Regions from separate parts of the Homo sapiens genome. Here region 2 is linked to region 1. A link is a contact called in ENCODE Hi-C or POLR2A ChIA-PET data. All regions are on one chromosome and are shown on one strand. The core of a region is the stretch at or near the end of the contact, and the rest is flanking DNA. Distances in the headings are between cores, read along the strand shown. Region 1 holds the start of SPC24 (SPC24 component of NDC80 kinetochore complex). Region 2 holds the start of KRI1 (KRI1 homolog).

Evidence for each region. Hi-C counts contacts between places; a loop is a spot of excess contacts on that map. ChIA-PET counts read pairs that join two places held with the same protein, here RNA polymerase II (POLR2A). Pooled maps may share reads with other maps.
Region 2: a map of naive thymus-derived CD4-positive, alpha-beta T cell shows a loop between it and region 1 (9-fold over the local background). The contact joins the promoter of KRI1 here to the promoter of SPC24 in region 1. A Hi-C loop is called at or near these places in 1 of 168 maps with a recorded cell type or tissue (naive thymus-derived CD4-positive, alpha-beta T cell) and 7 of 50 pooled maps. POLR2A ChIA-PET finds 5 or more read pairs at or near these places in 2 of 52 experiments (A549 and WTC11).

The regions. Positions count from the first base shown.
Region 1 is chr19:11,152,762-11,158,535 of GRCh38, reverse strand. SPC24 (SPC24 component of NDC80 kinetochore complex) reads left to right here and starts at 2,754. Exons shown (of 5, transcript NM_182513.4): 1 at 2,754-2,919. The coding sequence starts at 2,760. RefSeq lists a silencer at 2,638-2,797.
Region 2 is chr19:10,562,553-10,568,326 of GRCh38, reverse strand. It overlaps KRI1 (KRI1 homolog), which reads left to right and starts at 2,317. Exons shown (of 19, transcript NM_023008.5): 1 at 2,317-2,421; 2 at 2,537-2,610; 3 at 3,293-3,398; 4 at 5,490-5,598. The coding sequence starts at 2,328. It overlaps CDKN2D (cyclin dependent kinase inhibitor 2D), which reads left to right. Exons shown (of 2, transcript NM_001800.4): 2 at 910-1,867. The coding sequence ends at 1,269. RefSeq lists enhancers at 12-181, 621-1,128, 2,077-2,644, 2,847-2,896, 2,645-3,212 and a silencer at 2,047-2,576.

The sequences.
Region 1 (5,774 bases), core at 1,505-4,004:
TGACTTGCTTTCTTTCTCTTTCTTTCTTTCTTTTTTTTTTCTTTTTTTTTTTTGAGACGGAGTTTCCCTTTTGTTGCCCAGGCTGGAGTGCAATGGCGTGATCTCAGCTCACCGCAACCTCCGCCTCCCATGTTCAAGCGATTCTCCTGCCTCAGCCTCCCTAGTAGCTGGGATTACAGGCATGCGCCACCACGCCTGGCTAATTTTGTATTTTTAGTAGAGACGGGGTTTGTCCATGTTGGTCAGGCTGGTCTCGAACTCCCGACCTCAGGTGATCCGCCCGCCCCGGCCTCCCAAAGTGCTGGGATTACAGGCATGAGCCACTGCGCCCGGCCCAACAACCTGCTTTCAATTCTTTTGGGGCTATACCCAGAAGTGGAATTGCTGATATGGTAATACTATTTTTAATTTTTTGAGGAACTGCCATACTGTTTCCCGCAGCAGCTGCACCATTTTACATTCTCAGCAAGGGTACACAGCATTCCAATTTCTCTACATCTTGGTCAACACTTGTTATTTTCCAGGTTGCTTGGCTGGTTGGTTGGTTTTGGACAGTAGCCATCCTAATGGCTGGGAAGCGGTTCTCGCTTTGCTTTTTTGGAAGGGAGGTGGGCGGGTGGCATTTTTCCACAGGAGCCTTTAGATCTATCAGGCTCGAGTTGCACAATCTTGCCTGGCTTATCTCTGGGACACCTCCTGGCAGCTAATAAGAAAGGGCTATCTTTAGCCACTATGGCTTAGAAAGGTTAGGAACCTGCCAAGGTCACAGGTAAGCTGCAGCATCAGAAAGTGAACCTGAAGTCTTTTCCCCTCTTGATTTCACTCTGCCTAATTGTTATTCACTGCCTTTAGGCACAAAGAAGTGAGGTCTATGCCAACATTACACAGCTGGTTCAAGAAGCCATGCTCTCAGGCACCAAAGGGTGACACACACCTGTAGTCCCGGCTACTTGGAAGGTTGAAATGAAAGGATCACCTGAGCCACTGCACTTCAGCCTGGGGGACAGAACAAGACCCCATCTCAAAAAAAAAAAAAAAAAAGAAGGAAGAAAAGAAGGCCGGGCACAGTGGCTTACGCCTGTAATCCCAGCACTTTGGGAGGCCGAGGCAGGTGGATCACCTGAGGTCGGGAGTTCAAGACCAGCCTGACCAACATGGAGAAACCCCGTCTCTACTAAAAATACAAAATTAGCTGGGCATGGTGACGCATGCCTGTAATCCCAGCTACTCGGGAGGCTGAGGCAGGAGAATCACTTGAACCTGGGAGGTGGTGGTTGCAGTGAGCTGAGATCGCGCCATTGCACTCCAGCCTGGGCAACAACAGCGAAACTCTGTCTCAAGAAAAAAAAAAAAGAAAAGAAAAGAAAAGAAAAAAAAATCATAGGAAAGCAATGAGATGTTCTTTAGGTGGTAGCACACATAAAAATGTTGCCACGCCAGGCGCGGTGGCTCACGCCTATAATCCCAGCACTTTGGGAGCCTGAGGCAGGCAGATCACGAGGTCAGGAGTTCAAGACCAACCTGGCCAACATAATGAAACCCCGTTTCTACTAAAAATACAAAAAATCAGCTGGGTGCGGTGGCGGGCACCTGTAATCCCAGCTACTCGGGAGGCTGATGCAGGAGAATGCCTTGAACCCAGGAAGCAGGCTGGAATGCCTTGCACTCCAGCCTGGGCAACAGAGTGAGACTCTGTCTTAAAAAAAAAGAGAGAGAAAGAAAAAAAGATGCCATCTTAACATCTTGTTTCTTGCAGAAATACCAGTGTCTAGCATGGAACCAGCACCTTAGAGTCAGCACTGATCTTTTCTTTGTTTTGTTTTGTTTTGAGACAGGCTAGTCTCAAACTCCAGGGCTCAAGCGATCCTCCTGTCTTAGCCTTCCAAAGAGCTCAGACTTACAGGCGTGAGCCACTGCACCCAGCTACATGCTAGGATTCTATGTATGTTTCATTAAACAACTATATAGCACCTACTGAATAGGAGACACTATCACGCCAGGCTGGGCTCGGTGGCTCACGCCTGTAATCCCAGCACTTTGGGAGGCGGAGGCAGGAGGATTGCTGGAGGCCAGGAGGTCGAAGTTGCAATGAGCTATGATTGTGGCACTGCACTTCAGCCTGGGTGACAGAGCAATACCTTGTCTCTAAAAAAAAAGTAATAAGAAGAATTCTCACGCCAACGCTGACACAGGCACTAGTATGACCCTCATTTTACTAAGGAGGAAAGTACCGCACAGAGAGGTGAAGTCTGTCCAGGGTAACACAGCTAGTAAGTGGCAACGCTGGGATTCGAACCCAGTAAATCTGGCTGCAGACGCCATTTTGCTATGCAGCCTCTCATAGAATCTACTTATTCTCTATGCTTATTGTGTATCCCACGCACACACTGTAGGATGTAAGTTCCAGGAGAAGCTGCTCGCTGCTTTGCCGTTAGAACCCCACCCTGCACAGAGCAAGCGCTCGACCTATGGAGAAATAAACAGCCGCTTTCTCTCCCGCGCAGGCGCATCGGGAAGGATAACGGAGCCTCCCCCTTCCTGCGCCGATTGGTCATCACCGATGACTGACGGAGGAGTGGTCGCAGGCGCACCAGGCCAGACCAAAGGCGGCTTAGCCCAGTCTAAGATCCTGTTCCCCATGCCTATTGGCCATTGCTTATGACTGACGTATCAAAAAATCCAATGGAAAGCAACCTCTTCTGGAAGAGGGCGGGCCCCGCGGACAGTCAAATTTGCGCGGGTTGGAGCCTGGCGTAGTCATGGCCGCCTTCCGCGACATAGAGGAGGTGAGCCAGGGGCTGCTCAGCCTGCTGGGCGCCAACCGCGCGGAGGCGCAGCAGCGACGGCTGCTGGGGCGCCACGAGCAGGTGGTGGAGCGGCTGCTGGAAACGCAAGACGGTGCCGAGAAGCAGCTGCGAGGTGAGGGTCGGAGCGTGGTCGCGGGCCCACGGGGGAAGGGGCCCGGGTGCTGGGAGGGGGCGACCAGGCCCACCTCAAAACCCCTTCTCTCCTGGACTCTCCCATCTCCTGCCCTATGCCCCCTGGGACGGCCCCCTCTGAGCCTTAGTTTCACCATCTGAGAAATCGGCTTTATGACAGCAACCATCCCCCACCCCCCAGGGGTTTAGTGGTAAATATAGGAGTCTGGAGGGGTTGGCCCCTTCTGAGCTCTCCGTGAGCAGGAGCTGGGGGTCTCAGGGTTTGAACTGGGGCTCAGGAGTCAAAGCTCCGGGTTTGAATCCTAGCACCCATCCCCATGTCCGCTGTGAGACTTGAGGTGAGTTTCTTAAATTCTCTGTGCCTCAGCTTCCTTCCTTGTCAAATGGTTGTGACAATAGCCCATCCCTTCTTCCTGAAGGCATTCAGATGTTTTATGGAGCATCTGCTGCTGCCAGGCCCTGGGCTCACCGCAACCTCCACCTCCCGGGTTCAAGCTATTCTCCTGCCTCAGCCTCCTGAGTAGCTGGGATTACAGGCGCTTGCCACCGCACTCGGCTAATTTTTGTATTTTTGGTAGAGACGGGGGGTCACCACGTTGGCCAGGCTGGTCTCAAACTCCTGACCTCAGGTAATCTGCCTGCCTCAGCCTCCCAAAGTACTGGGACTGCAGACGTGAGCCACTGTGTCCGGCCCATCTTCACTATCTGTAACTGCACAGTTCAGTGGCCTTAAGCACATTCACACTGCTGTGCAACCATCAGCACCATCATCCATCTCCAGAACTTTCTCATCTTTCCAAACTGAAGCTCTGTCCCCATGAAACACTCACTCCCCATCCCCTTCTCAGACCCTGGCACCCACCAGGGTTCTACTTTCTGTCTCAAATTTGACTCCTCTAGGAACCTTACGAGGAATTGTACAATATCTACCCTTCCTAGTGGAATCATACAATATCTACCCTTTTGTGTCTGGCTTATTTCATGGAGCATAATGTCCTCCAGGTTCATCCATGTCATAGCCTGTATCAGAATTTCCTTTCATTTTGTGTACTTACTGTGAGACAGAGCCTCGCTCCATTACCCTGGCTTGAATGCAGTGGTGTGATCTTGGCTCACTGCAACCTCTGCCTCCCAGACTTAAGTGATCCTCCCACCTCAGCCTCCCAAGTAGCTGAGAACACACTTATGCGCCACCATGCCCAGCTAATGTTTGTATTTTTAGTAGAGATGGGGTTTCACCATGTTGGCTAGGCTGGTCTTAAACTCCCAGCCTCAAGTGATCGCCCACCTCGGCCTCCCAAAGTGCTGGGATGACAGGGGTGAGCCACTACGCCTGGCCAGAATTTCCGTCCATTTTAAAGCTGAGTCATATTTCATGATATAGAAGGATGGACCGCATTGTGTTTATTCATTCATCCATCCATGGGCACTTGGGTTGTATCCACCTTTTGGCTGTGTTGAATAACGCTGCTATGAACACGGGTGCCCAAATATCTCTTCAAGACTGTATTTTTTTTTTCCTTGAGACGGAGTCTTGCTCTGTCACCCAGGCTGGAGTGCAGTGGCGCAATCTTGGCTCACTGCAAGCTGCGTCTCCTGGGTTCACGCCATTCTCCTGCCTCAGCCTCCCGAGTAGCTGGGACTACAGGTGCCCGCCACCACGCCCGGCTAATATTTTTATATATATTTTTTTAGTAGAGACGGGGTTTCACCGTGTTAGCCAGGATGGTCTCGATCTCCTGACCTCATGATCCACACGTCTCGGACTCCCAAAGTGCTGGGATTACAGGCATGAGCCACCGTGCCCAGCCATATTTTCTTCTTTTTTTTTTTTTTCCCAGGACAGTCTTACTCCGCTGCTCAGGCTGGAGTACAGCAGCGTGATCTCTGCTCACTGCGACCTATGCCTCCTGGGTTCAAGCAATTCTCCTGCCTCAGCCTGCCAAGTAGCTGGGATTACAGGCACGTGCCAACATGCCCAGCTAATTTTTGTATTCTTAGTAAAGATGGGGTTTCACCATGTTGGCCAGGCTGGTCTCAAACTCTTGACCTCGTGATCCGCCCGCCTCGGTCTCCCAAAGTGCTGGGAATATAGGCATGAGCCACTGCGCCCAGCCCAAGACTCTATTTTCTTTTTTTTATTTTTTTGATATGGAGTCTCGCTCTGTCACCCAGGCTGGAGTGCAGTGGCGTGATCTTGGCTCACTGCGAGCTCCGTCTCCCGGGTTCACACCATTCTGCCTCAGCCTCCCGAGTAGCTGGGACTACAGGCACCCGCCACCACGCCCGGCTAATTTTTTTTTTGTATTTTTTTTGGTAGAGACAGAGTTTCACCGTGTTAGCCAGGATGGTCTCGATCTCCTGACCTCGTGATCCACCTGCCCCGACCTCCCAAAGTGCTGGGATTACAGGCGTGAGCCACCACGCCCAGCCAAGACTCTATTTTCAGTTCTTTTTTGTATTCAGCCAGAAGCAGATCAAATGGTAATTCAAAGTTTGATTTCTGAGGAACCGCCATACGGTTCTCCCTGACAGCTGCAGTGCCAGGGGTTTCAGGTGCCTTATACAGTCACATTTTATGAGGAGGCCTGGGCTGAGCCTTGATTGGCCTATGGAGCCAGTCCACGGGGTGGCTCAGGAACGGTGTTCCTGGCAGCGTGGATTGCAAATGCAAAGGTCAGGAGGTGAGAATGAACTTGGCAAGCAGAAGATGAGCTCAGCAGCCGCCTGACTGCCAGGCCTGGAGAGTGCCCAGGAGGAGTCTGAATATTATCCTGAATGTGATGTCCCAAGCAGGCTCTTCCCTCCTTCCCTCCTCCTTCTTCCACCCCTCCA
Region 2 (5,774 bases), core at 1,068-3,567, 590 kb after region 1:
GGGGGAGGGGAGAGCTTTTTAGCATCTTCTCTGGGAGGATTCCTGGTTCTCTGAGTGCCGGGGATTCACTTTCCCTGGGGAGGTTCTTATTCCGTGGGTGCGGGTTCAGCTCCTTTGGATGCCGTTTCCATGGGGACGGCTCACGTTTCTTGGGGCTTCTATGGGGAGATCCGATCTCTGGAAGGAGAGGTCCTGTCTCTAGGGGTTCCTCATTTTGTAGGGGGCTCTCTGAGACAAATCTGGTTACTTGGGGGTGGGGTCTTCATTCCTAAAGGTTATGCGGATCCTTGATATAGTATGGGGGCCCCAATGGAGGAACAATGTCAGATTGCAAGACATCCCTATATTCCCTGGGAGACATTTTACAGGGAAGTCTCGTTTCTCTTTTATTATTACTTTTGGAATCCCGCTTCTTGAAAGGAGCTCTCAGGTACTCTGAGGTGACATCACCATTATGTAGGAGGAGGCTATTTCCTGGAGAAGGGGTTCGCTTTCCTTTGACATCTTTTTTCCCTTATGAGGACTATCAATTCTTTGGGGGTAGTTCTCCATCTCTGGGGGCCCATTTCCTGGAGGGGATTTTCTGTTTCCTGGTGATTGCCCATATCTGGGGGCGTCTTTGGTCCCTTGGGGGAGAGTCTTAGGTTCCTTGAAAGTTTCCATGGGGGGCTGTTCTCTGGGTTGGGGGGTCTCATTCTTAAGGGAGTGACCAGCTTTTGGGGGGGGTCCCTATTCCCAGAAGAACTTTCCTGGGGGCTTATGCAGCTTCTCCGTTCACTAGAGGACCCCTCCTCTAGCATTTCCTGTTTCTGGGAGATGCCTCTTTCTGGATGACCCTTCTCTTTCCAGTGACCCCTTTTGTGGAACCTCCTCCCTTGAGGACCTCCTGATCCTCTGTCCCTCACACAGGTCATGATGTTTGGCAGCACCGCCATCGCCCTGGAGCTGCTGAAGCAAGGTGCCAGCCCCAATGTCCAGGACACCTCCGGTACCAGTCCAGTCCATGACGCAGCCCGCACTGGATTCCTGGACACCCTGAAGGTCCTAGTGGAGCACGGGGCTGATGTCAACGTGCCTGATGGCACCGGGGCACTTCCAATCCATCTGGCAGTTCAAGAGGGTCACACTGCTGTGGTCAGCTTTCTGGCAGCTGAATCTGATCTCCATCGCAGGGACGCCAGGGGTCTCACACCCTTGGAGCTGGCACTGCAGAGAGGGGCTCAGGACCTCGTGGACATCCTGCAGGGCCACATGGTGGCCCCGCTGTGATCTGGGGTCACCCTCTCCAGCAAGAGAACCCCGTGGGGTTATGTATCAGAAGAGAGGGGAAGAAACACTTTCTCTTCTTGTTTCTCCTGCCCACTGCTGCAGTAGGGGAGGAGCACAGTTTGTGGCTTATAGGTGTTGGTTTTGGGGGTGTGAGTGTTTGGGGGACGTTTCTCATTTGTTTTTCTCACTCCTTTTGGTGTGTTGGACAGAGAAGGGCTCCTGCAGGCCACAGCCACCTAAACGGTTCAGTTTCTTCTGCGCCTCAGGCTGCTGGGGCCTCAGACGAGACCCAAGGGCAGAGCATTTAAGAGTGAAGTCATGACCTCCAGGGAGCCTAGAAGCTGGTGGCCTTGGCCGGCTGTGCTCAGAGACCTGAAGTGTGCACGTTGCTTCAGGCATGGGGGGTGGGGGGAGCGTCCCAAATCAATAAGAAGGTAGAATGAGTTATGAGTTATTCATATTCTGTTGGAAGCTTGTTTTCCAGTCTCTTGTACAGCGTTTTAAAAGAAATGGATTCTATTTATTATGCTTTATTGGAAAAAATGTTGTAATAATTTAATGTTTTTACCCATTAAATTAAGACTTGTGCATGATCACAGCACGGGTGGCTTCTGATTTTTGAGTCTGGGATGGAGAGTTACACATCCCGGATGTTGATGGGGATGAGGACGGGGGTCGCGGATCGTGGATGTGGTGGGTGAGGGGAGAGAATAGTAATTCCCAGGGCGCCAGGGTGAGTGAGCTGGGTGGGGCAGCGGTTTTCGCTGTCGGAACGGAAGGGAAGCAGGAAACCGCGAGTGGAGAAAGGGCCCCCAGATGTCAGCTGGGTGCCCGGAGCACAGGGGGTGGGGCGGGTGGGCGGTGGCCGCGGCCTTCCCCGCAGGGGCGTAGCCGTGGGCGGTGACTGCGGTGATGAGGCGAAAGGGATCCCGGAAAAGCCAGGGGCGGGGTTAGCAGCGGTACGCCTCGTTTACAAGTGGATGCGGGCGGGACTGAGGGCGGCCCCGCCCCGTCCAGGGCTTCCTCAATGCGCGTGCGCAATGGGCCACAGAACCGCCATGCCGGAACCGCGCGGGTCGTCGCAGCTGCGGGTGAACGCGGCGTTTGCCGCGCGGTACAACCGCTACCGGGAGCGCGAGGAACTGCAGCGGCGTGAGTGCGGGGCGCATGCGCGCGGGAGCCTGCGCGCGCCGGCCGGTTGGGAAGTGGGGAGTCGAGTGGCCCCGCCGGCTGACCTGGGGGGGGGCATCCCGTCTGTGTCCCGCAGTGAAGGATCGCTACGGGGACCGAGACAGCAGCAGCGACTCCAGCTCCGAGTCGGACTCAAGCGACGAGCGCGTGGTGCGCGTCCCCGCCCCGTCCTGGACGTGCGGAGGCGTCCAAGCCCCCCTCTGCACCCCGACCCCGATGTAGACGGGGGGGAACCCCCAACCCCAGAGCGCCCTGCGGGAGCGTCCCATCCTCCGCTCCCCATCCCATGAGGGACAGACAGTGCCCCCCCTCTCCCCAGGGGAGCCAAATCCCCGTTATTTTCTCTCCCCTGCCACGATCCCCACCTGCCCACTCTGATGTGTGGGGCGACTCTGTCCCCCAAGAACCCCCCCTTTCCTCTTTCATCCTCAAGAGTCTAGCCATTTTTTAGTGTACTCCTTGCGCCACGTGGGGCGCCCAACTTCTCACATCAGCCCTGATCCTGGCCCCACTGTGCGGCCTGGCCCAGCCCCTCCCCGCTGTCTCTCTTGTGCCCTCAGCCCACCTGCCCCTTGTCAAGTCTTTGTCTTCCCCAGGAATTACCTTCTCCTTGCCCCTCACCTTCCTCTACCCATATCCTGTACCTACCTGTGGCCTGCCCCTGCCCACCCCAAGAGGGCCCCTCTCCCTCCTGCTGTTTGACCACCTGTTTGACCTCCCCAGCCAGATCCACCCCCCTCCATCCTAATCCCTACGCTGAGCTCACCTGCTGGCGCCAGGGCTCTTATTATCTCCCTTCTGAAATCTATCCCCAACCCTTTTCCTGCCCTAGGAATTTGATCCCCAGCAGGAGCGGGACTTTTACAAAACGCTCTCCTTGTTGAAGAAGAAGGACCCCCGCATTTATCAGAAAGATGCCACCTTCTATAACAGAACAGGTCCGGGGCCACTCCTGTCTAAACCTCTCCTTCCTCTGGAGCAGAATCCGGGGTCCTTTCCTGACTGTGGATTCAGAGAAGTGACTTGACTTCTCTGAGCCTCTTTTCCTGTCTGTAAAGTATATCTAACGGTAGCATCTCCCCTCAGGGCTGTTTTAAGGATAGATTGGGATTTACCCAGTTTACACAGTTCATCTGTTTTGACTATTGAATGAATTGCTTCACAAGTCACAAGTCCTTAGCAGAGCCTAGGTTATTACCTGGTGGTGGAGTTAATGACTGTGTCCTTGGCACTATTCAAGGTGGGAATTGCTGACTGAATGATTCCAACTCCACCAGGCTGGGCAGGTGGTTCAAGCATCTAATCCCAGCACTTTGGGAGGCTGAGGTGGGAGGGTCAATTGAGGCCAGGAGTTTGAGACCAGTTTGGCCAACATAGCAAGACCCCATTTCTCTTTTTTTTTTTTTGAAATGGAGTTTCACTCTTGTTGCCCAGGCTGGGTTGCAATGGGACGATCTCAGCTCACTGCAACCTCCGTCTCCCAGGTTCAAGCGATTCTCCTGCCTCAGCCTCCTGAGTAGCTGGAATTACAGGCACGCGCCACCACGCCCAGCTAATTTGGGATTTTTAGTAGAGACAGGGTTTCTCCATGTTGGCCAGGCTGGTCTCGAACTCCCAACTTCAGGTGATCCGCCCACCCTGGCCTCCCAAAGTGCTGGGATTACAGGCGTGAGCCACTGCGCCCAGCCAGCCTTTCTTTCTTTTTTCTTTTTTTTTTTTTGAGACGGAGTTTTGCTCTTGTTGCCCAAGCTGGAGTGCAATGGCATGATCTGGGCTCACTGCAACCTCCGCCTCCCCGGTTCAACCGATTCTCCTGCCTCAGCCTCCGGAGTAGCTGGGATTACAGGTGCGTGCCACCACGCCCAGCTATTTTTTTGTTATTTTTAGTAGAGATGGGGTTTCACCATGTTAGCCAGGCTGGTCTCGAACTCCTGACCTCAGGTAATCCATCCGCCTTGGCCTCCCAAAGTGCTAGGATTACAGGCGTGAGCCACTGTGCCTGGCGGCAAGACCCCATCTCTACAAAAGATTCAGAACTCAGCTGAGCATGCTGGTGTGCGCTTATAGTCCCAGGTATTTGGGAGGCTGAAGTGGGAGGATTGCTTAAGCCCATGAGTTCAAGGCTGCAGTGAGCTGTGGGCTAGGATGTTGACACTGCACTCCAGCCTGAGCAAGAGTAAGACTCCAACTCTCAAAAAAATTAATTATAATAATTAATCAGGCTGGGCATGGTGGCTCATGCCTGTAATCCTAGCACTTTGGGAGGTTGAGGCGGGAGGATCACTTGAGGTCAGGAGTTCGAGACCAGCCTGGCCAACATGGTGAAACCCCATCTCTACTAAAAATAACAAAAATTAGCTGGGCGTGGTGGTGCACACCCGTAATCCCAGCTACTCAGGAGGCTGAGGCAGGGGAATCGCTTGAACCTGGGAGGCGGAGGTTGCAGTAAGCCAAGTCACGCCATGCACTGGGCAACGGAGTGAGACTCTGTCTCAAAAAAATAATAATAATGGCCGGGTGCGGTGGCTCACGCCTGTAATCTCAGCACTTTGGGAGGCCGATGCAGGCAAATCACCTGAGGTCAGGAGTTCGAGACCAACCTGACCAACATGGAGAAACCCCATCTCTACTAAAAATATAAAAATTAGCCGGGCGCGGTGGTGGGCACCTGTAATCCCAGCTGCTTGGGAGGCTGAGACATGAGAACAGCTTGAACCCGGGAGGCAGAGGTTGCAGTGAGCCGAGATCATGCCATTGCACTCCAGCCTGGGCAACAGAATGAGACTCCACCTCAAAAAAAAATAAGTAAATAAATAATAACAACAATAATAATAATCAAAGCAGGAATTACTGACTGAATGACCCCAACCCCACCAGATGGTGACAAGCACAATACTCTTGGACAGCTGGGAATTGGTGGATTTGGGATTTGAATCCTCTGTCTAACCCTGGCCCTGCCCTGTGGGATTCTCTGCCACGGCAAAGAAGGGGGTTGTGGGTGATGGCAGGTGTCTTTGGTGGGTTAACAGCATCGTCATCAGACAGTGAGGAGGACCCAGAAGCCTTGGAGAAGCAGAAGAAAGTGCGGCCCATGTACCTGAAGGACTACGAGAGGAAGGTTATCTTGGAGAAGGCAGGGTATGGAGAAGGCCTACATCCCCACCCCCTGGTTCCCAGCCCTGTCAGGTCTATGGGGGTCTTAGGGGCAGGAGAGGGAAAAAAGCTGGCAGCCTGGGCCGGGCATGGTGGCTCATGCCCATAATCCCAGCACTTTGGTAGGCTGAGGCAATAGGATCGCTTGAGGACAGAAGTTT